Regions from separate parts of the Homo sapiens genome. Here region 1 is linked to region 2. A link is an interaction called in ENCODE POLR2A ChIA-PET data of the cell type or tissue named here. Cell type or tissue: HCT116. All regions are shown on one strand. Links, peaks and the distances in the headings refer to the core of each region. The heading gives the core; the rest is flanking DNA.

What was found. ChIA-PET counts read pairs that join two places held together with the same protein. Peaks named below come from ENCODE experiments on the same cell type or tissue, not always from the same donor. Only the 100,000 strongest peaks of a DNase experiment are listed, where the experiment ranks them.
Region 1: POLR2A ChIA-PET joins it to region 2 with 5 read pairs; 4 of 35 experiments call an interaction of 5 or more read pairs at or near these places.

Annotation. Positions count from the first base shown.
Region 1 is chr17:73,159,438-73,170,353 of GRCh38, forward strand. SSTR2 (somatostatin receptor 2) reads left to right here and starts at 5,573. Exons shown (of 2, transcript NM_001050.3): 1 at 5,573-5,851; 2 at 9,791-10,916. The coding sequence starts at 9,883. It also overlaps the pseudogene POLR3KP2. RefSeq lists enhancers at 4,698-4,947, 10,848-10,916 and a silencer at 5,488-5,827. In HCT116, for the core only: no CTCF peak of the experiment used is centred there; no DNase peak of the experiment used is centred there.
Region 2 is chr17:72,580,515-72,597,085 of GRCh38, forward strand. LINC00673 (long intergenic non-protein coding RNA 673) reads right to left here and starts at 12,290. Exons shown (of 4, transcript NR_152516.1): 1 at 11,689-12,290. RefSeq lists a silencer at 12,368-12,417. In HCT116, for the core only: CTCF peaks have their summits at 7,720 and 8,821; a DNase peak (open chromatin) is centred at 8,637; H3K4me3 peaks cover 1,862 bases; H3K27ac peaks cover 2,157 bases.

The DNA.
Region 1 (10,916 bases), core at 187-2,686, 570 kb after region 2:
TCCTGGGCTCAAGGGATCCACCTGCCTTGGCCTCCCAAAGTAGTGGGATTACAGGCGTTAGTCACCATGCCCAGCCGATTTTTCTACGTAGCATCTTGCTCTGAGAATTAGTGGTCCAGGAAGCACACTCTGGAAAAAGTCACAGCAGGAGACAGCCTCAAATTTTCCAACTCTGTCACCATGGCACTGAAAAAGAGGAGCCGGACCAGGCAAGAGCAGCAGAGATGTGGTTATCAGGAAGAATGTACTGGTGCCAGAGAAGTGCTGGGACAGACGGTGGGGGAGCTGGGGACTCCTCTCTCCTCCAGCTTTCATACCCCGTGCGAGTGGGGTCCCTGTGGAAGGGGCATGAGTCCGCGATTCAGAAGAGCTGATTTGACTCTTGACTTTGCCACTCCCTTGCTGGGTGGCCTTGGTCAAGTCACCTGTCCTCTCTGAGCCTGGTATCTTTACTTGGATAATGATGGGATGTAGGCTATAAACCTGAGAATGTCTAAGGACCCTTCTGGCTCCAGGATTTTATGTCTATATGCATTTCGGCCAAAATGGGGATGAGAAGAAAAAAAGGGAATCCTATCTAGAGCACAGTGTCTTCTAACCACGATTCCTGATTCTAGACTTGTTTGGGGGTGGTTTCCAAAGAGCTTCTAATGCCTACTCACTCACTTGGCCAATGTATTCCCTGAGGGTCGAGGTTGCTAATAGAGAAAAATGGTGACACGCCATGCCAGACTCATAGCTGTTGAGGGCTAGGGGACAGAGAGAGGAAGAAAGGTCCTCATTTGAATTCTTTGTGTATTTGAAGAGACTATTAAATCGACTATGCCAAATGCCCCCCCAACCTCCTTTTTTTTTTTTTTTTTTGAAACAGGGTCTTGCTCTATCACCCAGGCGGGAGTGTAGTGGCATGATCTTGGCTCACTACAACCTCCACCTCTCGAGCTCACGAGATCCTCCCATCTCAGCCCCTCAAGTAGCTGGAACTACAGGTGTGCACCACCATGCTTGGCTAATTTTTTTTTTTTTTTTTTTTTTGTAGAGATGAGGTCTCACTATATTGCCCAGGATGGTCTCAAACTCCTGGGCTCAAGTGATCCTCCTTCCTCAGCCTTCCAAAATGCTGGGATTACAGGCATGAGCCACTGTGCCCAGCCCTCAAGTTTTTAAACAGTGATATGGTGACTGTACTCTATATTTTCCAAACTAAACATCAGGACCCATGGTATCAGAAAGGCTTTTACATGCTGACATTTCCATTTTCGTAAAATGCGGATGGTTTGTGGGGGACAAGGGAAATAACAGCTAAAAACAGGAGTGTCCCAGGAAGCCAAGGTACTACGATCACCATGCCGAGTATCTTCTCCCCCGCCCCCTCAAACCACCGGATATCTGATGTTCTCCACGGCAGAAGCATTGCTCTTTTCTCATCAATAGAAATGGCAGACCTCACCCTGGCATTCCCGTAAAGATGATAAAAACCACATTGGATGCTCAGACTGGTATCTAACACTCTCAAACACATCCAATCCTCCCCTCAGGGCTCTCTTGCTTTCCTCCAGGCTTAATTGCAATACTTACTTTCACCAAATTGATTGCAGACTAACAATTTCCCCCATTTAATTTATTAAGCCACTCAGAGACATAATGACCTATTTGGGAGTTGTGTCTTCCCTGTGGAGCTCCTAGACGATGAACTCCTCTTGGCAAGAGTGAACCGAGCAGCCCCTCCCCATGGAAGGGGCTGGACACTGGCCTGGCCCTTTGTCCTCCTCCTTTTCTTAATTTCCTGCCACCTATTGTCTCTCTGATAACTGCTGACAGAGGGAAGGGTGCTATTTAATTGCTTTAAAGATATCAAACAAGCCAGTTAGAAGGTTATCTCCTCCCCAACCCCTCTATTTTTCTGGCTCAAGGTTTTGTTACTTAGTTACTAGCCAAGCTGCAGAGGAAGAAGAGGTAGCCCCATGTGGATTACAGCTCAGACTTCATTCAGCAGATGGAGGGCAGAGTCAAAATAGCCTGGGGGAGCCAAAGGTGGAATAGGAACTCGAGGTTGGCCCCTGAGTGCTGCTGGCAGCCCAAACTGCTCTTTGGAGGCCTTCAAAGGTGGGGAGGGGAGAAGAGAGGAGGCATTCATTTTCTGGACAAAATCAACAATCATCCTAGATGACACATTTCTGCTGTCAAGGTCCATGTTGTTCAGAGCCCACTCAGCCAGCTGCAGTAAGACAGGTGTGCCTAACGTGGGTGCATCAGTACTTTTTCCAGGCTGGGTCTGCCCTATGTGATAAGGAGGGGAAGGCTCGACAAGGAAAGTGCATGAAGGGGAATGTTGCTTTATTTGGTCATCCACATTAAAGAGCATACAGGGCTACATGTGGTGGCTCACACCTGTAATCCCAGCATTTTGGGATTATTCAGCCTATTCAGGAGGCTGAGGTGGGCGATTACCTGAAGTCAGTAGTTCAAGACCGGCCTGGCCAACATGGTGAAACCCTGTCTCTACTAAAATTACAAAAATTAGCCAGGCATGGTGGCAACCGCCCGGAGTCCCAGCTACGCAGGAGGCTGAGGCAGCAGAATCACTTGAGCCTGGGAGGCAGAGGTTGCTGTGAGCTGACATCACGCCACTGCACTCCACCTTGGACAACAGAGTGAGACTCCGTCTCAAAAAAAATAAAAATTAGGCCAGGCGTGGTGGCTCATGCCTGTAATCCCAGCACTTTGGGAGCCCGAGGCGGGTGGATCACTTGAGGTCAGGAGTTTGAGACTAGCCTGGGCAACATAGTGAAACCCCGTCTCTACTAAAAATACAAAACTTAGCAGGGCATGGTGGCGCACACCTGTAATCCCAGCTCCTCGGGACGCTGAGGTACAAGAATCGCTTGAACCTGGGAGGTGGAGGTTGCAGTGGGCCAAGATCGCACCACTGCACTCCAGCCTGGGCAACAAGAGCGAAACTCCATCTCAAAAAAAAAAAAAAAAAAAAAAAAAAGAGGTCAGGCACGGTGGCTCACACCTGTAATCCCAGCACTTTGGGAGGCCGAGGTGGGTGAATCACGAGGTCAGGAGATCAAGATCATACTGGGTAACACAGTGAAACCGCATCTCTACTAAAACTACAAAAAATTAGCCAGGCACGGTGGCACGTGCCTGTAGCCCCAGCTACTCGGGAGGCTGAGGCAGGAGAACGGTGTGAACCCGGGAGGTGGGGCTTGCAGTGAGCCAAGATCGTGCCACTGCACTCCAGCCTGGGCGACAGAGCGAGACTCCGTCTCAAAAAAGAAAGAAAGAAAGAAGGAAAGAAAGAAAGAAAGAAAGAAAGGAAGGAAGGAAGGAAGAAAGAACAGGACTTCAAACAGAGCATACTTAGTTATGGGTCCCCTCCCCACACAGAAAAACTCCCTGGACATCAATGACTTCATCCATTCGGACTGGCAGATAGGCCACATTTCCTGACACCCTGTCTCTTCACCTTAAAAGGGTTAGCTTTCCACCACACCAGCAAAGACCCTCAGGACACACGATTCATATTCCCAGCTGAGCATCTACCCGGAGGTAAGCAGACGCTCAGGCACCTGGGCCGTCCTTGCCCTAATCCCTCCAGTGGTGTCCACACTGAGTCCTGCAGCACTGGTAGAAGGTGGTCTTCGGCTCATCTGCAGAGTGGGTCTGAAGCTACATGTAGTAAGCACAAGGAGGTTCTCATTGAGGACATGGCTCTGCAGTAGAGTCAACATCCTCCCAGGCAGCTGCTCCCCCAAGCCCATCATCCACTTCTTTCAGCTTTGAGTACTTCCAATTTGTTACCTTGTGGGTGAAGTGCACACAGAGGCACGTGTTGCAGGCGAGGGAGTGGCAGCGGCAGCGCTGTCCCTCCTCCACGATCAGCCCATCCCTGCAGCCAGGGTAGAACAGCAGCATCATCTCGGACTCTGCTGGCTCCAGTTATTATTTTTTTTAATGAAACGTAAATCTGGTATTAACAGTTTGAGAACTTTTAGGAAAGGAATTTGAGGGCAGAGTGGGCACTTCCTGGCTCTTCCTTCTTTTCCTGGAAACCAGTCAGATTACTGGTTTTAAACTGGAGGTGGCAACAGGCATTGTAGCAACTGTGTGGCCAGAGGATGCCGAGTTCCCCTGAGCACAATTCCACGATGCCCTCCTGATATTACTATTACCTCTCTGCCTCTCCCTCTTCCCACTGACGGTGAGCAGACACAGCCCTCTTCCAGTGAGCTAGCCACCCCAGCCCTTCCACTTGCATACACATGTCTAAAAGAGATGCTGGCTCCCAGATTGACTCCTGGAACTTAAGGCAATTGCAGCTCAATTTCCATCTCACCCTGAGCTCCAGGATGCCAAGATTTAAGCCCTATCATGACCAACGTCTCAGAGAGAGATGGAAACTCCTGATCCCCATCTCACAGTGGGTACCCCAAGATACAGCTTGGCCCAGATAGAAGAGAGAGCTGGCTGCTGCTGTACCTGGTGGTTGCTTTTCCATGTCACTCATCTATCTCTAAGGCTCACCCCACCTGCCACACAGCTTCTGGACTTTTACTTTTCCCTGGTGAATTGGAAATCAGATAATAGGATGGACAAATCAAGGCAGCTCAGCTCACAGAGAAAGCTAGTTGGGGTTTGCTTTCTGTTTTCACATCCTCTAAAACTGTACTGAGGATGGTGTGTGTGTGTGTGTGTGTGTGTGTGTGTGTGTATACCTATGTACTTGGAGGAGGGTGAGGAAGGGGAGGCTGCAGGATTGATTATGACTTATTAAACTATTGGAAAAGAGGCTGAATCATCACAGTCAAAAATAAACAGCTGCAACTCCATGCGACTCCCACTTCTTGCCTGCTCCCCTTTGCTCCCTCACAGCATGTAGGAGAGACTGTGCTGGGTCAGACCAGCAGGTGCTGACTGACGTGGCTACAGCAAGGGGACCACCTGTATGGCCGCTGCACCTCCAAGCTGTGGGACGCAGGGACAGCTGGGACCAGTCGACGTCCACTGGCCCTCTGATGGCTCCTAGGACTGAATCTTGGACTCCAGGTGCGGGTTTACACTCCCTGCGCTCATTGGGAACTGCATGGAGAAGCGCTATCCCCTGAGCCCTTTTTCTCCCTACTCTTAGCCTGGCCCTGCGCCCTGCGCCCGGGGCTGGCCCACGGTAAACACAGCTTTGCTAACTTGTTTGGCTAAGGAAATCACAGAGGTCCCGGTATAAGTCTGGGTCACCCCGGCCGCCACTCCAGCTGCCTAGAATATATGGGTGGAAGGGAATCGACTCTGTGAAATCAGAGGGAAAATAGCGCTTGTCCTTGCCATGAGTCTTGAGGAGACCGAAAACGCTTAACCTTTTACGCCCCCGCAGGCGGGTCCCCTCTCTCCCCGCTCCCCGGCTGTCTGTAAGCTCTGCCTGCGGCCACCCGCAGGCGTTTCAGCCGGTCTCACCCCTGTCCTTCTGCAGGACCCGGGAGGAGGGGTTGGGGGGGCGGAGCGAAGCCGCTGTGACGTAGCGGGAGGGGGGCGTGGGGAAATGTGCCGAGGGGCCCGGGCTGGCTGGGCCAGTCCCAGCGGCGCAGCCACCCATGCGCGCGCGCTCGCAAGACCACCAGCGCCCAGAGCCCCAGTCTGAGGCTTGGCGCCGGGGGTCTGCGGGCGAGGGGAGCTCTCTACGTGCGAGGGGCTAGCGGGAGCCGGCACAAGAGGGTCGAGGAGCCAGGAACCCCAAACGTCCGGCGCCAGGCGCTAGCCAAGCTGCTGCGCGCCCCGGCGCCCAGCTGGCTCGGGGACAGCCGCTGGGTGTCGGAGACCGGAGCTAGCGGATTGCAGCGGAAAAGCAAAGGTGAGGGGTGTGTGTGTGTGTGTGTGTGTGTGTGTGTGTGTGTGTGTGATAAGAGAGATGGAGGGAGCGAGAAGCGCACTTGGGCACCTGTGTGCATCTGCGCTGATGGTGGTGTGCCCATCCGAGTGCCTGAGCTTAGGTCCCGGTGCGTGATTCTCCGCTCTTGTGCCTTTTGGGGTGATTGTAGTAGGAATGAACGACAACGGGTACCCTTGCCTGAGTAAGGGGGCTGTGGGTAGAGTGTGCTGGAACGGACGTGTCCTCGCAGCCTCATGCCCGTGTGCGTGGCGTGTGCCCTTTAGCCCGAGATTTCAGGTAGCTGCGACGGGTGACAACTTCTCTCCCAGCCCCCTACAAAAGAGACCTGGCGCGAGGGGAGCGAGGCCGTGAGATGCCAGCTGGGGCTCCTGCGGGAGCGCACCCGGAGATCCGAGCCTGCCAGAGGCAGGCGGCGGGCGCAGAGCGGAGAAAGAGGGGCTTCTCTCCCTAGACGCTGAACGATCTAGGATCCGTCCCCGTCCCCCACCTCGGGACAGAAAGGACAGTTTGTCTAGGTTTGGAGAGAAAAAACCACTGCATAGGCCGTGCCCAAAAGCCGCTGGCCAAGTCCCCCAAGCGACTGTCTTCTGCGCCCCGATGTCTCTGTCCTCAGCGCCCCCCCCCCACACCCGGCACCCCTGCTGTGCGTTTCGATACTGGGCGTGCTGGCGCCACAATCTCCGCTCTTGCCTCGTCTTCCTGGAAATGGCACAGAGTTCTTTGGGAAACCCTTGCTCTGAGGATCAGCGAGTTGGATGGCCAGGAGGAGGACTTTCTGTGCCAGCCGGGAGCAACCGGCTCCGCGGTCCTGACACTCGCCCCTCCATTTCTCAACCCCGTAGGCCAGCACCGCCCCGGCTTTTCCCAGGCGCTCACGCGCCGCGGTGGCCCTCAGGGGCTTTTGTCACCCTGCCAGTGGGGGCTCTCGCTCTAGCCGCACAGAGACCAAGCCGGGTTCTGCAGGCCCTGAGGGAGGCGGGGGGTGGGAAGTGAATGCGGGAAACATGATGGGGAGAGGAGAAACTGAAGCTGAGTAGGATTTAGGACCTCCCCTGATGTCGGGTCGCCATCCCAACACTCATTTCTTGGGCTGGTAATCACAGCCCCTATGTAAAAGGGGGGCGGGGGGGGCAGGTGCGTGAGACCATTCTCACCCTCCTCTCTACAGAGCCTGGACATGGTTCAGAGGAAACCAACCACTAGCCATTTCCAGCATCTAACAATTCTTGGGCTGGAAAAACAAAGAATGCAGAAAACGAAACTTCCTTGTACATTTAATTTAACCACAATTCATCTAGAATTGTCTGCCTGGCATTGGAATATTCTTTCTCTGAAACAAAAATGAAACAGAAGTCTCTGGAAGACCTTAAGCGGCTGACTTCTTTGTTAAATAAGACTCCCCATGATTTAAGCTCATTTCTTGCTTAGAGGAGCCTTCCCACTCTCAGCCGGCTCCCCAGCCTCCCACCTCCACCACCTTCACCAAGACTCTGAACCCTGTCTGTTGCTACCATTAAGCAATTCTGTCCTGTTGACTCAAACTCCAGTTAAAATGACCGAGTTAGGGCTGGAAAGCAACACTCAACCCTCTCTCATACTCCCTGCACCATCATCGTTCCTAGCCCAAAAGCTCTTAGACAGGGGCTCTGCCAACCCAGGGGGATTCCGTGTTACTCAGACATTGGAGTGTGACCATTCATGTTATATAGATGGGCCCCTGGAAATCCCCATGATAAGGTACACTCTGATTGCAGGCAGCTTGAATAGGATTCTGGCTCTGTAGAATTAAACCAACTGACCAGATGGTTAGAAGTGATAACGAAACTACCCAAGTTAATCCAGGGATACTAACCACAGTTTCTGTACAGCTTCTGTTTTAATTGCTGCCAGTCTATGCTTTTTTACGCAATGCAGACATGAAATTCCAGGTGCCTCAAATACTTCACAAAATGGTCAGCCACAAAGCCCAGATCTCACTTCACAGACAGTTGTGTGGTAGGGAAATGAGCACAGAAGGAACGAGCAATGCACCTGGCAGTTCAGAATCAATCAGAAGCAAAGGTGAGCAAGGATCCTCAAGTACTTGTTGCTGGCCAAGTCTCCTTTAACTGATCTGCAGTCTTTCCAAGGATTAAGAAGTAATCTTCCATCTACACCCAGGCACCAGGAAAAGGACCTAGCTCAGGGGAAATGTGTCAGCCAAGTGAATTAGTCCCACTCTGCTGAACACACCACCCTTTGAACATCTCGCCTCTTCCTAGATTGGCCTCTTTGCTGTCCTCCTGCTTCACTCTTCATATACCCAAGACCCAGCTCAAACACTTCTCTTTGGAAGCCTCCTCTGAGTCCCCCAGGAAAGGAAGGCATTCTTAAGTCCTTCATTTATCTCTCGTGCAATGCCCACCCTATATGAGCTGGCTTCCTTTCCTATCTCCCCTTTTAAATTATCACCTCCTAGAGGGCACTGGCCAAGTTTGTTCATTTCTACATCCCTGCTGTCAGCACAAAGAAGCCTCCTCTCCAGGCCCCCAACCCCCGTGATATTTTTTGAATGGCTGTATATCAATCATTTAATTATGGGATGAACTATTGTTTTAGATCTTAAGCCAAGCCAATAGTGCTCCAATTATTTTCTCAGCAAGGAAGTAACACAGGAGTCAGTTGCTTCAAACCAAAGCCCAGTTATCAGCCGTTCGGTCTCTAGGCCACTGAGGAGCAGAGGGGATGCCTTGAGACGTGCAAAAGACTTGGGGCCAGGTGGCCTGTGTTCACATCCCAGCTCCACCAATTATGTGCAAGAGAATGGGGTGAGCTCCTTAAACTCTCTTAAGCCTCAGTTTCCACATCTCTAAAATGGGGGTAATTATCCCTACCACCTAGGACAGTTGGGGAGATCAAGGGACTCGTGAGTGTGAATGAATTATATCAGTACTGGAAGCCTTCTGCTTACTTCTGTGAAAGAGCTTGTGTCCCACACCTGCTTCCCGTTTTTGTCCGTAATTAGAAAATGGCAGGCAAATTCTCTGGAGTGTTACAGCACTTGGGAGCAGCATCCCCTTAGGGACTTTGGGAAAGAGCTCTTGAGGAAGTCAAGCATTAGGTATTGGAAAACAAAAATAGAAGAAAAACAAAAAATAAACTGAAGCCTACATTTCAAAAATGAAAGCAAACCAGACTTTTATTTTTAATACTGAAGACTATAAATTGTTTCACCACGTAGGTAGATTTCAATAAATCAGAGATAATGAGATGGTAGAGGAAAACATGGGGGGAAACAACTTACGAGGTTCCCATTATGAGCCCAACGCAAGGCTAGGCATTTTCACATATATTCCATCATTTAACCTTCATGACGCCCCCATGTGAAGAAATAAGAGTCAGAACCATTAAGGACCAGGCATGTGGTCACACGGGCTCAGCAGTGGAACCCGGTTTGTTCTGCCTCTAGAGTCTGGGTTTTTTCCACTATGGCATTTTCAGAATGGAAAGACTCCAAGGCAGTCAGCAAGTCAGCATAGATTTCCTGGTAGGGAAGAGGCCAGGAATGTCAGTGTCAGACCCTTCTGAGGTCAGGCGCTGAACTTCTCCAAGCTCTGCCTTTCTGCAGTTTAGATCAGTCAACTTCTTAGGGGTCAAAGTATGTGCTTTTTGAAGCCACAGCCCTCCCCGACATGTGCGTCAGCAGATGATGGCTGAACCCAAACCCTTCCCTACTATTGGAAAAACAACTCAAAAAGTCTGCACACTGATGAGGAACTCTAGAGCTTAATGTTGATGTGGAAAGATAATACATTTTTCAATTTAAGAGTATGTCTGAGAGGCTAAACCAGAAATGTGTAAATTTGGTGAGACTTTAAACAGCCTGTGACCGACGGGCCAATCTTCCTCTTTTCCTTCCAGATGTCACACTGGATCCTTGGCCTCCAGGGTCCATTAAGGTGAGAATAAGATCTCTGGGCTGGCTGGAACTAGCCTAAGACTGAAAAGCAGCCATGGACATGGCGGATGAGCCACTCAATGGAAGCCACACATGGCTATCCATTCCATTTGACCTCAATGGCTCTGTGGTGTCAACCAACACCTCAAACCAGACAGAGCCGTACTATGACCTGACAAGCAATGCAGTCCTCACATTCATCTATTTTGTGGTCTGCATCATTGGGTTGTGTGGCAACACACTTGTCATTTATGTCATCCTCCGCTATGCCAAGATGAAGACCATCACCAACATTTACATCCTCAACCTGGCCATCGCAGATGAGCTCTTCATGCTGGGTCTGCCTTTCTTGGCTATGCAGGTGGCTCTGGTCCACTGGCCCTTTGGCAAGGCCATTTGCCGGGTGGTCATGACTGTGGATGGCATCAATCAGTTCACCAGCATCTTCTGCCTGACAGTCATGAGCATCGACCGATACCTGGCTGTGGTCCACCCCATCAAGTCGGCCAAGTGGAGGAGACCCCGGACGGCCAAGATGATCACCATGGCTGTGTGGGGAGTCTCTCTGCTGGTCATCTTGCCCATCATGATATATGCTGGGCTCCGGAGCAACCAGTGGGGGAGAAGCAGCTGCACCATCAACTGGCCAGGTGAATCTGGGGCTTGGTACACAGGGTTCATCATCTACACTTTCATTCTGGGGTTCCTGGTACCCCTCACCATCATCTGTCTTTGCTACCTGTTCATTATCATCAAGGTGAAGTCCTCTGGAATCCGAGTGGGCTCCTCTAAGAGGAAGAAGTCTGAGAAGAAGGTCACCCGAATGGTGTCCATCGTGGTGGCTGTCTTCATCTTCTGCTGGCTTCCCTTCTACATATTCAACGTTTCTTCCGTCTCCATGGCCATCAGCCCCACCCCAGCCCTTAAAGGCATGTTTGACTTTGTGGTGGTCCTCACCTATGCTAACAGCTGTGCCAACCCTATCCTATATGCCTTCTTGTCTGACAACTTCAAGAAGAGCTTCCAGAATGTCCTCTGCTTGGTCAAGGTGAGCGGCACAGATGATGGGGAGCGGAGTGACAGTAAGCA
Region 2 (16,571 bases), core at 7,159-9,658:
CCCACTTCATCACCTATCAAAAAAGGCTATTCATACTCAAGCTTTAGGTAGAAAAAAATCTGTCGCCATGACAATAAGATTTTTTTCTGACAATGGCAAACGAGGACAGCTGGGAGCACCTGCCAGGGCCGCATGGCTTCCTTTCAAAGCTCACACAACCCATGAGCGTGAGTCACTGCTCCTCAAACAAAGCCTACCTGTGTAATGTGTGAACAAAGTAAGCAAAACAGAGTCTCCCACCTTGAGCTCAACAGCCTGGAGATCAAAGCTGTCTCTCGAACATGGAGCACCCAGAAGATCTGCTTCCAAGTTGGCACATGAATGTGTGAACACAATGGAGCCCTCTACATAAATCCACTTGTGTGGCTGCTTCTGGACGAGCTCTCTGTCTGGCCTCCCTGTATTCTCAGTCTTCCCCACTGGGCTGCCAAACACAGGAGCCTTGTGAGAAGTCTGCACAAATCCATTGCCTCTAGCTCACATCGTCAGGCTTTTCATACCAGGAGAAGAACAGAACTTGCCTCCCAAGGTAGACTGGGAGCAACACCATTGGCCTAGAGATGCTCAGAGCTAGGGAACGTGTTGCCCTTTCTTTGATGAAATCTCAGGCAGCAGGTGGCATTCTAGCATCCAGTGTTTATTCCAGTAACAACTCTTCGTGCAGGTCAATGAGAACCCAGTCATGGGTGATCAACTACAAGTTTGGATTTAGTGACCCAGGAGCCAAATCGCCAGCTCCCTGATGGAACAAGATGATGTCCCATGCAAAAACAGACTCTCGGGTTTAGAGATTCAAAGGAGGAAAGAACTTTTGAGGTCCCTTCATTTGTCAACTTTTGCTAAGCATTAATATGCCCCCCACACCCTCCTAGGATACCAGGTATACAGAGGTAAGCAAAACTAATTCCCCGCCCCCGCAAGCACACATTCTGGTTTATTATCCCAGGAGTCCAATTCATTCATCGTGAACAATTGGTGGTATTGCCCTGCATGTACCTGTGCTTCCTAAGGGCGCTAATTTCCATTTGCAGAATCTTGGTGGCTCTGGGGAACCTCACAACAGAGTCAGATGTGAAGCACATGACCAGGGGAGAGTCAATCAATGTGTCCCCCCGCACCCAAGCTACTGGCCAGAGGTGTGGGTCTAGGGGTGAGCATTACTGCACGGTCAGCTCTCAGGAAGGCCACCACAAAGCCATTCTCTCCCTCTAGATCTATAGAGTCAGGAGGCCTGCCCACATGAGAAAAGTAAACTTGAGAATGAAACTTTATACAGAAGGGGAGACAATGAAAAGAGAGAGAGAGACCGAGCCAACAAATCACCCCAAAAGCACAACCCCCACACTTCTTAGTTATGTGAACAACCAAAACATCCATTGTTTTAAGCTGGATACAGTTGGTTTCTCTGTAACCTCCAACTAAAAGTGACCAATAGGAATTGGGCCCACAGACAGAGGCCCAGGGACATGTGCAAAGTCATACAGACACTTGGCACTGGGGCAGGACAGGGGCCCAGTGATGGTCCTGGGCCAAGACCTGATTTTGAACTGTGGCTCCATCCTTCAAAGCTATGAGACCTTAAGGATATTCCTTCATGCCTCTAAGCCTCAAATGCTGGAGATCATAACATCCCAGGGCTCTGAGGATTAAGGGAAGTAAAAACTCTGGAAGCACGTTCTCGAGCCTGCCGCAGGGCTGCCTCTCTTTCTGGACATTGCCCCACTGACAGGCAGCAGGGGCTGGTTGGAAACTGATATGGTTTGGCTGTGTCCCCACCCAAATCTCATCTTGAATGGTAGCTCTCACAATTCCCACGTGTCATGGGAGGGACCAAGTGAAAGGTAATTGAATCATGGGGGCAGGTCTTTCCCATGCTGTTCTCATGATCGTGAATACATCTCAGAAGATCTGATGATTTTATAAACAGGAGTTCCCCTGCACAAGGTCTCTCTTCCCTGCCACCATGTAAGATGTGACTTGTTCCTCCTTGCCTTCCGCCATGATTGTGAGGCCTCCCCAGCCATGTGGGACTGTGAGTCAATTAAACCTCTTTTCTTTATAAATTACCCAGTCTCGGGTATGTCTTTATCAGCAGCATAAGAATGGACTAATACAGGGATCATCATATCTGTTGAATCCTTACACAGGGTTGGTACAAGGAATTGGGTCACTGGACCGGGTCATTATTTCGGGGACAAGCAACATCACCCAATGGCCAGTTTGAGCGGTGAACCTTGAATGCAGGCGCATGGGCATCCTCCCCCTAAGTTGGTACCTGACAAACAGATACCTAGGATGGTAAGGGCCCAGAGAAAGGTTTGAGAAAACCATTCAGGTTCGATCACAACGGTGCGAGCAGGGAAGGGGGACAGCAGAAAAAGAAGGCAGCGAAGGTGATGAGGAAAGCAATTCCAGGAAAGCCCAAAGCGCCCAGCAGTCAGGGTGGAATGAGAAACCCGGACCGCTTCAGCTCCTTGGTTAACCGCATTCCTGGTTTCCACTTAGAAATTTAATTAAAAACCCAAACACCTGAATTTTCCGCTGGCTTGCCAGTGGCCACAGATTCCCTGAGGTTCAGAAACACCTTCCTCGGCTTAGTCCTGGATCCCCTAAAGAAGTCTGGTCTGAAACCAAAGGAGGAGGGGGTCACGGTCAGGAATCATGAAGAAGAGGTCACAGTCAGGGGTCATGGAGAATGGGTCCTGGGGGGCACCCCCACCCCTCCCAGAGAGAAGAAAGCCTCCAGGCAGGGGCGACCCTGTTCTATCACCCCAACTTCAGCAACAACAACTTTGCTTCTTGATGTTTAATTTTATTTTATTTTTATTTATTTTTTTTTTTTTTTTTTTTTTTAGAGACAGGGTCTTGCTCTGTCACCCAGGCTGGAGTGCAGTGGGATAATTATAGTTCACCGCAGCCTAGACCTCCTAGGCTCAACCGATCCTCCCACCTTGGCCTCCCAAAGTTCTAGGATTACAGGAGCGAACCACCACGCCCAGCCACTGCTTAATTTTAAAAATATAAAGAAATATCACCGTGAAGAAATTAAAATGGAAAACAGCCACATTTTTGGTGGCTCTGAGGTGACAAGGCCACTTTCCTGTCCATGCAGAGAAGGTGCAGAAGCTGCGAGGGGCTAGAGCCCTGCAAAGACTGGGATCAAACACTGTCTACCATCTGTCCCCCCAGGGCCAGTGAAATCACTTACTACAAACGCCTAATCTCCCTGGCGGCTGGACATGCGCATGGGGCACGGAGGAGCCAATCACAAACCAGAACCGACAGGAGCCTTGGGGGCTCAAACTCAGCCTGGGGAATAAAACCACAGAAGGGAGGTGATCGTCTTCACCCAGCCACACACCCCAGGTCCCCACGGGAGCTGCCACCGAACTCTGACATCCACCATGATGCTCAAAAGGCACTTTTTTTTTTTTGAGACGGAGTCTCGCTCTGTCGCCCAGGCTGGAGTGCAGTGGTGTGATCTCTGCTCACTGCAAACTCCGCCTCCCGGGTTCACGCCATTCTCAGCCTCCCGAGTAGCTGGGACTACAGGTGCCCGCCACCACGCCCGGCTATTTTTTTGTATTTTTAGTAGAGACGGGGTTTCACCGTGTTAGCCAGGCTGGTCTCCATCTCCTGACCTCGTGATCCGCCCGCCTCGGCCTCCCAAAGTGCTGGGATTACAGGCGTGAGCCACCGCGCCTGGCCTCAAAAGGCACTTTTTAAGCACCTCAAACTGTGCAGAAAAGTGTTCTCTACTTTAATAAAAGTTCCACTTCCAGCAAACTTTATATATGAAAGCGTGACTCCGCAGGGCAAGCAGCAGGGAGGATTCACTCTAGAATTCTCCTAAACAGTGAGTCCAGTCTCTATCCTCCCATCCCTCCGTCTCCACACCAACACTTCCAAAATACTCGCTCTTCACTATGTGTGCCAGATTAGGAGTTAGAGTGGGAGGGCTGGTCCACAAGGTCAGTACCTATCCACGTCATTTCACTGACTAGTGCTTTAATGCCCCTCCTGTAAAACAGGATGACACCTGATCATTTCACCAGGTTGAAGGTACTATCACATGGCATATGGGCACAAAAGCAATTGGAAAACTCCAGTTCAAAGAATCAGGGCCTACGGAACGTGCTAGGTCATCAAACCTTTTCATTTAGAAAGAATACTTGTGGCAGATTCAGAGCTGGGCGCCACCCCCACCAACTCGGCCGCTCCTCACTTCCTGGACACTTCACTCTTCGTGAAGATGGCTTTCTTAAAGCAAAAAGCACTTCACACACATTAGGATGGCTATTCTCAAAATAAATAAATAAATAGATAATAATAAAAGAATAAGAAAACAAGTCTTGGCAAGAAAATGGAAACTTTGTGCACCATTGGTGGGGATGTGAAATGGTATGGATGCTATAGAAGATGGTATGGCAGGCTGAGTGCAGTGGCTCGTGCCTGTAATCCCAGCACCTTGGGAGGCCAAGGCAGGTGGGTCACCTAAGGTGACCAGCCTAAGGAGTTCAAGACCAGCCTGACCAACATGATGAAACCCCATCTCTACTAAAAATACAAAAATTAGGCCGGGAGCGGTGGCTCACGCCTGTAATCCCAGCACTTTGGGAGGCCGAGGCGGGCGGATCACGAGGTCAGAAGATGGAGACCATCCTGGCTAACACGGTGAAACCCCGTTTCTACTAAAAATACAAAAAATTAGCCGGGTGTGGTGGCGGGCGCCTGTAGTCCCAGCTACTAGGGAGGCTGAGGCAGGAGAATGGCGTGAACCCAGGAGGCAGAGCTTGCAGTGAGCAGAGATCGTGCCACTGCACTCCAGCCTGGGCGACAGAGCGAGACTCCATCTCAAAAATAAATAAATAAATAAATAAATAAAAATAAAAATACAAAAATTAGCCGGGCATGGTGGCAGGCACCCATAATCCCAGCTACTAGGGAGGCTGAGGCAGGAGAATCACTTGAACCCAGGAGGTGGAGGTTGCAGTGAGCCGAGACCACGCCATGGCACTCCAGCCTGGGCAACAAGAGTGAAACTTGGTGTCAAAAAATTTTTTAAAAAGTTAAAATTAAAAAAAAGAGACAGTATGGTTTTTCTTCAAAATATGAAAAATAGAATCACCATGTGGTCCAACAATTCCACTTCTAGGTATATCCTTAAAAGCACTGAAAGCAGAGACCCGAACATTGCACATCCGTGTTCCTAGCAACATTATTCACAATGGCCAAAGGTAGAAGCTACCCAAGTATCCACAGAGAAATGAGTGGATAAACAAAACGCAATATAAACATACAGTGGGATATTACTCAGCCTTAAAAAGCAAATTCTGACACATGCTATAACATGGATGAGCCTTGAAGAAAGTAGGCTAAAGAAATAAACCAGACACAAAAGGACAAATACTGTATGATCCACTTCTATCAGATACCCAGAGTAGCCAAATTCATAGAGACAGAAAGTAGAACAGTGGTTGCCAGGGGCTGGGAGGATCGGGGAATGGGGAGTTCGTACTGAATGGGTACAGAGTTTTAGTTTGGGAAGAAAAACTTTCTGAAAATAGGTGGTGATGGTTGCACAACAACGTGAATGTACTGAATACCATAGAACTGTGTACGTTAAAGTGGTTAAGATGGTAAATTTTATGTTGTGTATATTTTATCATAATAAAAATGGTGGGCCAGGTGCAGTGGCTCATGCCTGTAATCCGAGCACTTTGGGAGGCTGAGGCCGGTGGATTGCTTGAGCTTAGGAGTTCAAGACCAGCCTAGGAAACATGGCGAAACCTCATCTCTACAAAAAATACAAAAATTAGCTGGGCATCCTGGTGGGTGCCTGTAGTCCCAGCTATTCAGGAGGCTGAAGTGGGAGGATGGCTTAAACCCAGGAGACGGATGTCGCAGTGAGCTGAGATCGCACCGCTGCACTCCAGCCTGGGCAACAAAACAAGACCCTATCTCAAAAAAAAAAAAAAAAAAAAAGAGAAAAGTAGAAATGTTTTAAAAGTTTTCAAACTTAAAGTATAATAATAAAAGAAAAAAATAAAATAAAATAAAGTTTTCAAGTAGTTAAGTGAAGAAGGCATAACTGCAGAAACCTTCTCGTCACTTAAAGCTCAATAAGGGTTTTACTCACATAGTGAAATTGTCCCCAAAGGCCAGCACCTCAGACACCTTCCTTTCACTTTGTAAAGCGCAACAGAACCCCCGCTTCCACACAGGCTGCTAAATCTTCAAATCAGCTTCCGATGGGCGCCGAAGACCACCACAGCCCACATGCTGAAGAACCAAAGCGGCTGCACCAATGCCTAAAAAAGCATCCAGCAGGCACTGAATATTTGTAGAATTAAGGTAAGAGGAAGTCCATAGGCAAATGATTGGAAATACATCTATCATTAGAGAAGGAACACTCCATGGCTAGCTCAAAAAGCATGCCCTGAAATCCCCACTCAATCATCAGAAGGGACTGCTGGGCGGGCGGGCATGGTCTTTCCTGGCCTATCCTACTGGGACTTCCCAGTCCAGCAAACACCAAAAAGAAGTAAATTGCTAAAGTAAAATGACCACTTTTGAAGCAAAGGAGGTAAGTCTGTAAATCATTAAAACTGGACCCTAACAATCGGCATCTTCCAAACCTTGGGGGAGCCTCACAGACCTGGGGGTCGGAAGGTCTGGTTGATTTCTGCAGCTCCAGAACTGCAGTCCCTTGGTCAAACCCCTAAACGAAGCCACATCTGTTTATCACATACAAAGGCACCTGGTTTCCAAGACGTCCATGCAAAAACCTGTACCAACAGACCAAATATGGGAGGAGATGATGATGATTCACATTACAAAAAGAATTCTTGGGCAGAAACTTGCCACTTCAGCATTCTTCTAGGTTGCACGATTCCTCCGGGCCTTTTGAATATCATGTGATCAACCAAGATTGGTTTTGTATAGATGTTTTTCTAGGCACAGGCCTCGTCTGTAAGGCAGGAACACCACCAGCTGACTTTGAACAAGGGGTCTTTCGCCAACAGCATAATTGAAAACAATTCATCCAGGATCATTCCTGTCCTCTTGTGAAGTGAGCTGGGTGCATCAATCACATGAACAGGGGATGCTAACTTGGTGTGGAGGACCCCAACCAGCTCCATGATGACAGTGACATTGTCTAGAACAATGGTGGCCACAGACAGAAGCAGCAGTGGTCTGTGTGGGTACACAAACAAATGTGCCAGGATGCTGCCTGGTCAGGGACACGTTCCAAGCTCCCAAAGAGCTTGCCTACCTGAGGGGAGAAAATGCCCAGAGCTGTAGTTCCTTTATCATTCACCCAAATGCAGCCACTCCTGTCTTAACCAAGTATAAAGGGCATCTGACTTCAAGGCTCCTAAGTAAAAACCTGTACCAACAAACCAAACAAGTACATGCGGGGGCCCAGACCAGTGGAGGTAAACCAGAAAGGCTTCCTGGAGGAGGAGAAAGAAAAAAACACTGTGGTTGGGTAAGCTTCAGTGGGAAAATGTTCAATTAAGGCTTTATCTGGCCAAGAAGTCAGTCAACTTCCTGTTTTCTTAAAGTGCCTGTGTCAGAATGGCCTGGGTGGCTTGTTGAAAATGCAGACCCCCAAGCACTGAAGGTGAGGGGCTGGACGGGGGTGGGTGCTGAGAATATTCATTTATAACGCGTTCCGCAAGCAATTCATTCTTATGCAAACCACAATTTGAACACCAGGGGACAGGTGGGGCAGTCCTAAAGTGAACAGTCTGCACTGCACTGGAGTAGATTCTAGAAAAGCTGCAGCGTCTGAGTAGGGAGGACCCACCAGGAGACGCTGAGGACAGGGACAGGCAGGTGTAGACAGAGGTGCCTTCCAGAACTGTTTAGTCACAACAGCCGCAACCCCTCTCCCCGCGAGACTTCCTGTTATGATCCTCACTGGAGCTGGCTAGTTACAGAAAACGTCTGTACCAGTTCACAAGGAGAGAGAAAGACATGAATATCCTTCAGTTTACAAGCTACAGTAGGAAGGTTGGGAGCATTTCAAAAAGGAAAAGAAAAATCAAGTCTAGGCAACCAGACCCTAACATTAACACAGAAACTCTGTCTGGACAACAGAAATCTGTTTTGTTGAGATTTAAGTAACGTCAAAACTTCCTTATCCCAAACAAACATCGCCTTCGCTCAATGCAGGCAACCACTCCAAGTCAGAAAAGACACAGTGATACTCAAAGCAGACAGCCTCAATTCACGTGTGCGTTACTGGCTGACCATGCGGTCTCTTTATTGTAAGGACAGGAGAAGGGCCCCTTTCCTGGGTTTCTTCAAATTCACACAAGTGGACTCTTATGCAAAGATCCTGGGCTAGCCTCCATCCATATCAGCCACCTCCAAAAATCCCTTCGGGCTAGCTCTCCTCACCCCAAATCTTCTCCTGGAAGAAAGTCCCCTAAAGAAAAGGAGAATCACTTCCTAACCCAAAATTGCTTAACAATACCCTAAATCCATTTTGAGTTCAGAGCAGAAATCCGTGTTCCTTCCAATCTGCTCAGATAACCAGGAAATGCTGTACCTGCTGGGTCTGCACGTTTAGCTCCCGACACACCTGCTACTCCAGCCGGCATGAGTCACCCACGCAGGCATTGCACGGTGTACTTGTCAACCACGGATTCAGTGGCTCAGCAGCTTGCTCTCACGCACACCAGATGGCAAACGTCTACCCCCAAAAAGACGTGTCAGGGCAGACCGGCTAATAACCCAATTTCACTCAATGACACATTCCCACTGTAGGTTTGGGGAGAGGAAAGGAGGGAGGGGGTACACAGAGATGCTTTCCCCACTTATGGGCAAGCTCCCATAGGCCCTGGAAGCCTGATACGGCTCTGCTACCGTCAGTAGAGGAAGGGCAAATTCACCTGGGGAGGAAAATGAAAATGACGTCCCAATTTCAAACCTCCTCCTGAACAAAGGCTGTCTTCTCTACCCCTCTGGGTTCCCACTTTTTACAAGGTCCCATTACAGGATCCCAAATTGGACCCTGGACCAGAAAAAGGACATGAGTGGGACAAATGGATAAATTTGAATGAGGCCTGTAGACTAGTTAAACGTGTTGTGTCAGTGCCAGTATCCCAGGTCTGATCATTGCACCATGGATATATCAGATGTTAGCATTTGGGGAAGCAGGGTAAAGGATATAGTGGAACCCTTGGCATTATTTTTGCAACTCCTGTAAATCTAGATTTATATCAAAATCAAAAGTTAAGTTTTTAAAAAAGACAGCATGTTAAATCTAGCTGCCTGATATATCTTACTTTATGGTATTGCTAAAAAAAAATTTACATCGGCCGGGTGCAGTGGCCCACGCCTGTAATCCCAGCACTTTGGGAGGCTGAGGCGGGCGGATCACGAGGTCAGGAGATCGAGACCATCCTGGCTAACAAGGTGAAACCCCATCTCTACTAAAAATACAAAAAATTAGCCCGGCGAGGTGGCGGGCGCCTGTAGCCCCAGCTACTCGGGAGGCTGAGGCAGGAGAATGGCGTGAATCCCGCGGGGCGGAGCCTGCAATGAGCCGAGATCGCGCCACTGCACTCCAGCCTGGGCGACAGCGAGACTCCGTCTCAAAAAAAAAAAAAAAAAAAAATTTTACATCATAATCCTGATGACAAATTTTAAGTTATTCTCATACCAATGCTGATCAACTCTTTGATACAAAAAGAAACAAAACAAAACACTTCATTCCCTCAGCAGCCATTCACTCTGTGCCCCTTCTGCGTCCCCGCTCCAAGATGCAGTATTATCTGATGGGTAAGTGGTATCTTTTCCTCTAAGCCCATCTCGGCAATATCCAGAAATAGAGTTATTCCTTTGCTTTAGACATAACTCTAACTTAAAGCAAATATAGCAATTTCTGGGAATTTTCCAAAGAAAATAATACAAAATGTGGATAAATCTTTATGTACAAAAGATGCTCACTGTATTACTTCTAATGGTAAAACTTTGGAAACAACTTAGTATCCAACAATAGGGAAATTGCCAAGCCAATTATGAGTCAACGCCTGCAGCAGAATACAGTTACCATGCCGTCATGACATGGGGGAAACGTTCAAATAAAATTACACAAAAAAAGAGGAGGAGAAAAAGTTGTATACATTGCAGGATTTCACCAGTGAGGAAATATATCAAATTGCCAGCATTACTGTGTGAATTGGATGTTTTTCCTGCTTTGGGCACTTTTGTGTAGTTTTCTATAAAAGAAAGAGAAAGAGCATGGATTACTTTTTAAAATCAGACAGGGAGGAGGAGTGGTGGGGTTGGTTATCAGTTTGCCTGGCGGTTTCAACCTTTCCTCTCCCGGAGTCAGTCTAAGCACAGAACTGGGGTGGGGGCAGAGGGTGGGGAAGGGCCGCAGGTAAGGTGCTGTGTCAACCTGGGCAGTTCCAAACCCTGCATGGGACCAGGGGCACCGAGGGCCCCAGCTCCCAGGGTAGGGGGTCGTGCCACTATGCACTGCCTTTTCTTCTTCCGGTGCTGCTTTACTTTCTCTTGCTCCTGGAGCAGTGCTCACTGGAGACGCTGGGACCCTGAGCACTGACCAAGAGTGATCCCTGACAGCGTCAGATTCCTATGCAGAAGGGACTGCTGGGTGGGAAATGGATCACCGACAGGTTCTAAATGCGAACCCACAGGCTGCAGGAGAGGGGTGAGGGGCGAAGGAGGGAATCCCACCTCTGGGAAAGCATCCTCAGGAAACCTAGATAGGTCCTGGAGGTGAGGACAATCGCCAAGGAGGGAGAAGGAAAAGGAGGACCCTGGTTAATCTGCACGCCAAGGGTGGAGTCGCTCAGTCATTCATTCAACAAACATCTATTCAGTGCCTACTCAGTGACAGGCATCGCGCTGCCCCCAAACAGGGCAGACACAAAAGAACAAGGGGAGGAGGAAGCTATGGATACAGAAGCGGTATGCTTTCAGTTCCAGACTCAAGACGTAAGCCCTCTCCCCACATTGGCCAAGAAACGACTTCCATTAGCAAGTTGCGCCGGAAAGGGGAGGTGGCGGGTGGTCTCACTGGACTGAATTCCTGCCACCTCCCACCTATTCAGAAAGCCCGTCCACACCCTGGCCAAACGCGTACCAGCGTCAGCCTGACGGGTGGCCCAGTCCTCGCCGGAAAGCTGCTTGCCAAACGCCCCCGCTCACCCCCTAGCCCCAACGGTGAGAGGGGCTCGGCTGAGTCGCGTTCTCCAACCGCTGCGCCCCAGCAGCGTCCCCGGTCGCCAGTGGGCGGACGCCAGGAGCTCACGGAGGCGGCACCGCTCCCGAAGTAACGGAGCCCGGAGGGCGCCCAGGCGTTAAGGCAAGTGCAAGGGGCCGAGCGGGTGCGCCGAGGACGCGGGGGCGTCTCCCCCAGCTGAGGTTCGGTCCCTCCAGGCAGCCAAGGCTTGGCAGCGCTAGAGGCTGAAGGACAACGGCCGAGAACGCCCAGGATGGGGTGGTCGCTGACCACCGTGTCCCAGGTGAATCAGCTCCGCTTGGAGGCAGGGGGATGACTAAAATGACCTCCAAGAAGATGTCAATTACAAGAACAAAAATTTCAACCCGGAATCTCGAGACCTTCGAAAAACGACGCGGAGGAAAAAAGGAAAGAAAGAAAAGAAAGTAAATCAGATCCCTTCCCCGAACCGCAGGGAAACTTACCTCCAGCTTGGCGACCCAGCTGTTAAGCAGAACAAATCAATCCACGGATGGAGAAGAGGTCGTGGGTCTTCTGAGCCCAGCTGATACACACCAAGTAATCCACGTTAAGGGGTCCGCAGCCCCCCACCCAATTCCCCACTTTCCATCCAAGGCCAAAGAGCAGCCAGACCCTGTCCTCTGCGCTCCAGACTCGCGGAGGTCGCGGGCGGGGGTCCTCAGGCGGCCGCCTTCTCGTCCCCAGGGGTGGGCGCGCGACGCGGGCAGGGACCGGGCGCCCGGAGGACCAAGCGAGCGCATCCCGCCTACTCGTGCTGGGACATCACCCAGCCTGGACGCCGCTCCTCGCCTTTCTTCCCCGCGCATCGCCAGCGCCAACCAAAGATCCCCGCCGGGAAAGCCTCTCTGCCAAGCTGGAAAGCGCTGAAGGCGGATCGTCTCTCAGACTTGGGTTTGCAGGTTCACAAGGCCCGGGAGGCTTACGGTGGGCGCCTGCCTAACAGAGGGTCCTTGCGGAGAAGCGCAGAACGACAAATGCCAGAGGCGGTGACCGCGTCCTCTGGATACCAGCGCCGCACCGCGCACCCGCGCCGCCTGCGCGCCCTGCAGTCGGCTGGGCCATTCGGCCCTTATATACCAGGCGGACCCGCGCCGGGACGGGGCGGAGCGGGGTGGGCGGGGAGGGGGTGGGGAAGGCCGAACGGCTTCCTGGGAGTCGTAGTTCGACTACGTAGTCCTGTCGTAGTCAGAACAAAAGCTAAACAAGGATGGAAATGGTTAGGGTTTGCCCACCACAGCTGTCCTCCCTTGCGCCCTTCCTTCACAGACAAAGCTGGCATTCCAGTCCTATTGTCAATGCCGCTAGGTCTATTCTGGCCTTTGTGCATAAGGTGGGTCACACCAGCCCCGAATGCCGCCCAGGATGACAAACCTTGGTGGCCCTAGAGTCAGGTTATCCCAGCTGGGCCCCACTTCTGGAGACCAGAGGTCCGAAATCAAGGGGTTAGCGGGGTTGCTTGCTTCTAGGGGCAGTGAGGGAGAATCTGTCCCGGGCCTCTCTGAGACCTGGTGGTCATTGGCTATCTTAGGCGTTCCTTATCTTAGGCGTTCCTTGGCTTGCAACTGCCTTACCTTCATCCTCCACCTTTTACACGGTCTTCTCCGTGTATCTTTTCACATAGTTTTCCCTCTGCGTGAATCTCTGTCTCTTCACACTGTGGTGTTTCTACAAGGATGCCAGTCATATTGGATAAGGGGCCCACCCTGATCCAGTACGACCTCATCATTAACCAATGACATCTGCAACGACCCTATTTCCAAATAAGGTTACATTCTTGGAGGTCCTGAAGATTAGGACTGCAATATATTAATATTTTGGAGTTGTAGGGGGAAAAGTTCAACCCCTAACAGGTCTTCTATGCCTTGTTGCACCTATTAACAGCCATTGTGACTAACCAACCCTTTTGATAAAAGCAAGCCCTGAGAAGCAAGATGAAATCACAAAATCACTGAGGCTGTGACAGGAGGGGAAGCCAAGAACATTGGAATCTCCTGGGCCAGGTTTTCCTGTGGCCACGGTGGGATTGCTGGAGAGGAAATGGTCAGAAAAAGAAGGCATCAGGTTGGGCGTGGTGGCTCATGCCTGTAATCCCACCACTGAGGTCAGGAGTTCGAGACCAGCCTGGCCAACATGGCAAAACCCCATCTCTACTGAAAATACAAAAAAAATTAGGTGGGCGTGGTGGTGCATGCCTGTAGTCCCAACTACTCAGGAGGCTGAGGCATGAGAATCGCTTGGACCCGGGAGGCGGAGGTTGCAGTGAGCCGAGATTGCGTCACTGCACTCCAGCCTGAGCAACAGAGTGAGACTCTGTCTCAAAAAAAAAAAAAGAAGGCATTAGTATTGAAAGTAACAGGAGGCACCTGGGTAAATGGGGTTGGGGAGGGGAGAAGATAGACAGGGCATTCCTAGATGCCCCTGAAGCACAGACTTGATTTTCCACCTGCCACTGTGCCCAAGTTTCCCCCCATTCAAGTCCCAGGCTATGGACAAGCTCAGGTCTGGCCCTGGAATCCTGGCTCTCACCTGGCGCTGACATTCCCGGAGAGTCAGTGGCAGTGCAGGGTCTGGATTGGCCACCATTTCCACTCTGAACTCACAATCAACTCCTCTCTTGCTTCCAGGTAAGAGAAAAACTGAGGCCAAGATGAATGTCAAAGGCAGGGATATCCGAACTCCCTAAACCCTCCCCTACAGGATATTGAGGATAACGCAGCTTTGCTGCTAGGAGCCGCCTGACCTTCTCCCCACTTTCCAGAACACGGGCTGCATATTCCTAGCATACGAAAGGGCATCCAGTCGTCTCAAAATGGTATCAGTGCCTCTTGCTGACTATGCATGGTTATTGTTTTCTCCTGCGTTATAATTCATTCTAGTCCTCAGTCTTCTTAAATTTCTGCACACCAAACATTAGTCACTTGAATAATTAGAAAAATATAGAAATTAATTTTAACTCATCATTTATTTCTTCTCATTGCTGTGAGATTGATTTTCCCCAGGTAAAGCTGGAATCATGTCTCTTCCTTGCTCCTAAAACATCCAGAGAGGTATAAACCCATGTTTAGCATAACATAGAGATGACAGATACAAACATACATACATACATAGCTAGATAGAGGTAAAAATAAGAATTGTATGTGTACATGCATTAGCATACACACACATATATCTCCTTTCTCTCTCTGCTAAGAGGGTCCAGAAGCAATGGCAGCCCAGTAGCAATGAGCACTGGATCTAAGCGATCATTTAGCACCTAGGTTTGTTTTTATACTATTGTCCAACAGAAGGAACCAGAGCTCATTGGAGAAACAGCTGATTCTAGGACTGGGGCAGGAAATATGCAAGATGAGCCTGGAGCACCTCGTAGTGTCAGAAAGTAAGAAAGTGCTAAAACACACTGACACACAAGCATACACACCATACAATGGTGGGGCCACGAGAGAAGGACATAGAAACCAACTGAAAGAGCTCTTAATCGCCAAAGTGGGGGAACCATTTGAACAACAACTTAAGTAAAGTGGTATTAGATTATAACCAAAGTAATAAAAAAATTCATGAGTTCATATTGATATAATTAGGTGATTGGAAAAATAAATACACAGAGGAAAAGAAATCTGTGCAGAAGAATTTCAAAAAATGTATGTAAATACACTGCCCTCCAGGAAGTGGAGTATAACTCCCCATTTCTTAAGCGTTGGCTGCACACAGTGACCCCAACTGAGAGATGGTCTACAAAACACCTCATCAATAACCCTCAAAACTGTCAAGTTCGCCAAAACCCAGGAGAGTCTGAGAAACTGTCACAGCTCAGAGAAGGCTGAGGCTTGATGACTGAACGTGGTCTTCTGGATGGAATCCTGGACCAGAAAAGGGACATTAGGTAAAACTAAGGAAATCTGATAAAGTGTGGGACTTTAGTCAATAGTAATGTACCAATATTGATTCATAATTGTTACAAATGTGCCATGTTAATGTAAGATGTAATAATAAGGGAAATTGAGTGTGGTTGTATTAGTTTGTTCTCACGCTGCTGATAAAGACATACCCAAGACTGGGTAATTTATAAAGAAAAGGAGGTTTAATGGACTCACAGTTCCATGTGGCTGGGGAGGCCTCACAATCATGGTGGAAGGCAAAGGAGGAGCAAGGTCACGTCTTACATGGTGGCAGCAAGAAAAAATGAGAGCCAAGCGGAAGAGAAAACCCCTTACAAAACCATCAGAGACTTATTCACTACCAGGAGGACAGTATGGGGGAAACCACCCCCATGATTCAATTATCTCCTACTGGGTCACTCCCACAACACGTGGGAATTATGGGAGCTACAGTTCAAGATGAGATTTGGGTGGGGACACAGCCAAACCATATCAGTGGGTATATGGGAACTCTCTGTACTATTTTTGCAATGGCTCTGTAAATCTATTCTAAAATTGAGATGTTATTTTAAAAGTTACATATGTATTTAATATAAATATGCATATATATGGTGATAAAAATAATTGCAATATCAACCCTCTCTCGTGTATCAAATTTTCTCCTTTTTTGAGTAGATTCATGGCTCTCTATTCTGTTCCACTGGTCAGTTTTTCTAACTCTGTACCATTATCATGGTGTCTTAATTCTAATACTTTTTTTTTTTTTTTAAGATAGAATCTCGCTCTGTCCCCCAGGCTGGAGTGCAGTGCCATGATCTTGGCTCACTGAAACCTCTGCCTCCCAGGCTCAAGGGATTCTCCTGCCTCAGCCTCCCGAGTAGCTGGGACTACAGACGTGTGCCACTGTGCCTGGCTAATATTTATATTTTTAGTAGAGATGGGGTTTTGCTGTGTTGGCCAGGCTGGTCTGGAACTCCTGACCTCAGGTGATCTGCCCACCTTGGCCTCCCAAAGTGCTGGGATTACAGGCGTGAGCTGCCAGGCAAAGCCCATTCATTTCTTACACCTTATTTGGAACTTCTCTCACTTTGTCTTCTTCAAGAGTTTTTAACTATTCATAGACCTCTACATTTACAATTAAATTTAAAATGAGCATATTACATTTCAGGTGAAAATAAATGAAAATTGCGGAGGAAAAATAACTTCAGAAGCCCCTCGTTGCCCACAAATTCACATATAAACTCAACAGCCTGGCATCAATGCCTTCTGCAGCCTAACCTTAATCTACTTTTTCAATCTTTTCTCCTGTGCTCCCCAACAACCCCTGTCCTGTGCTCCAGGAAAACTGGAATATTTAATATTTCCAAAAAGACCTCAATTCCTCTAGTCCTCACTGTGGCTTCCAGAGCCTCCTCTATCCAGAAGGCCCTTTGCCTCTGCTTATGGAGTTT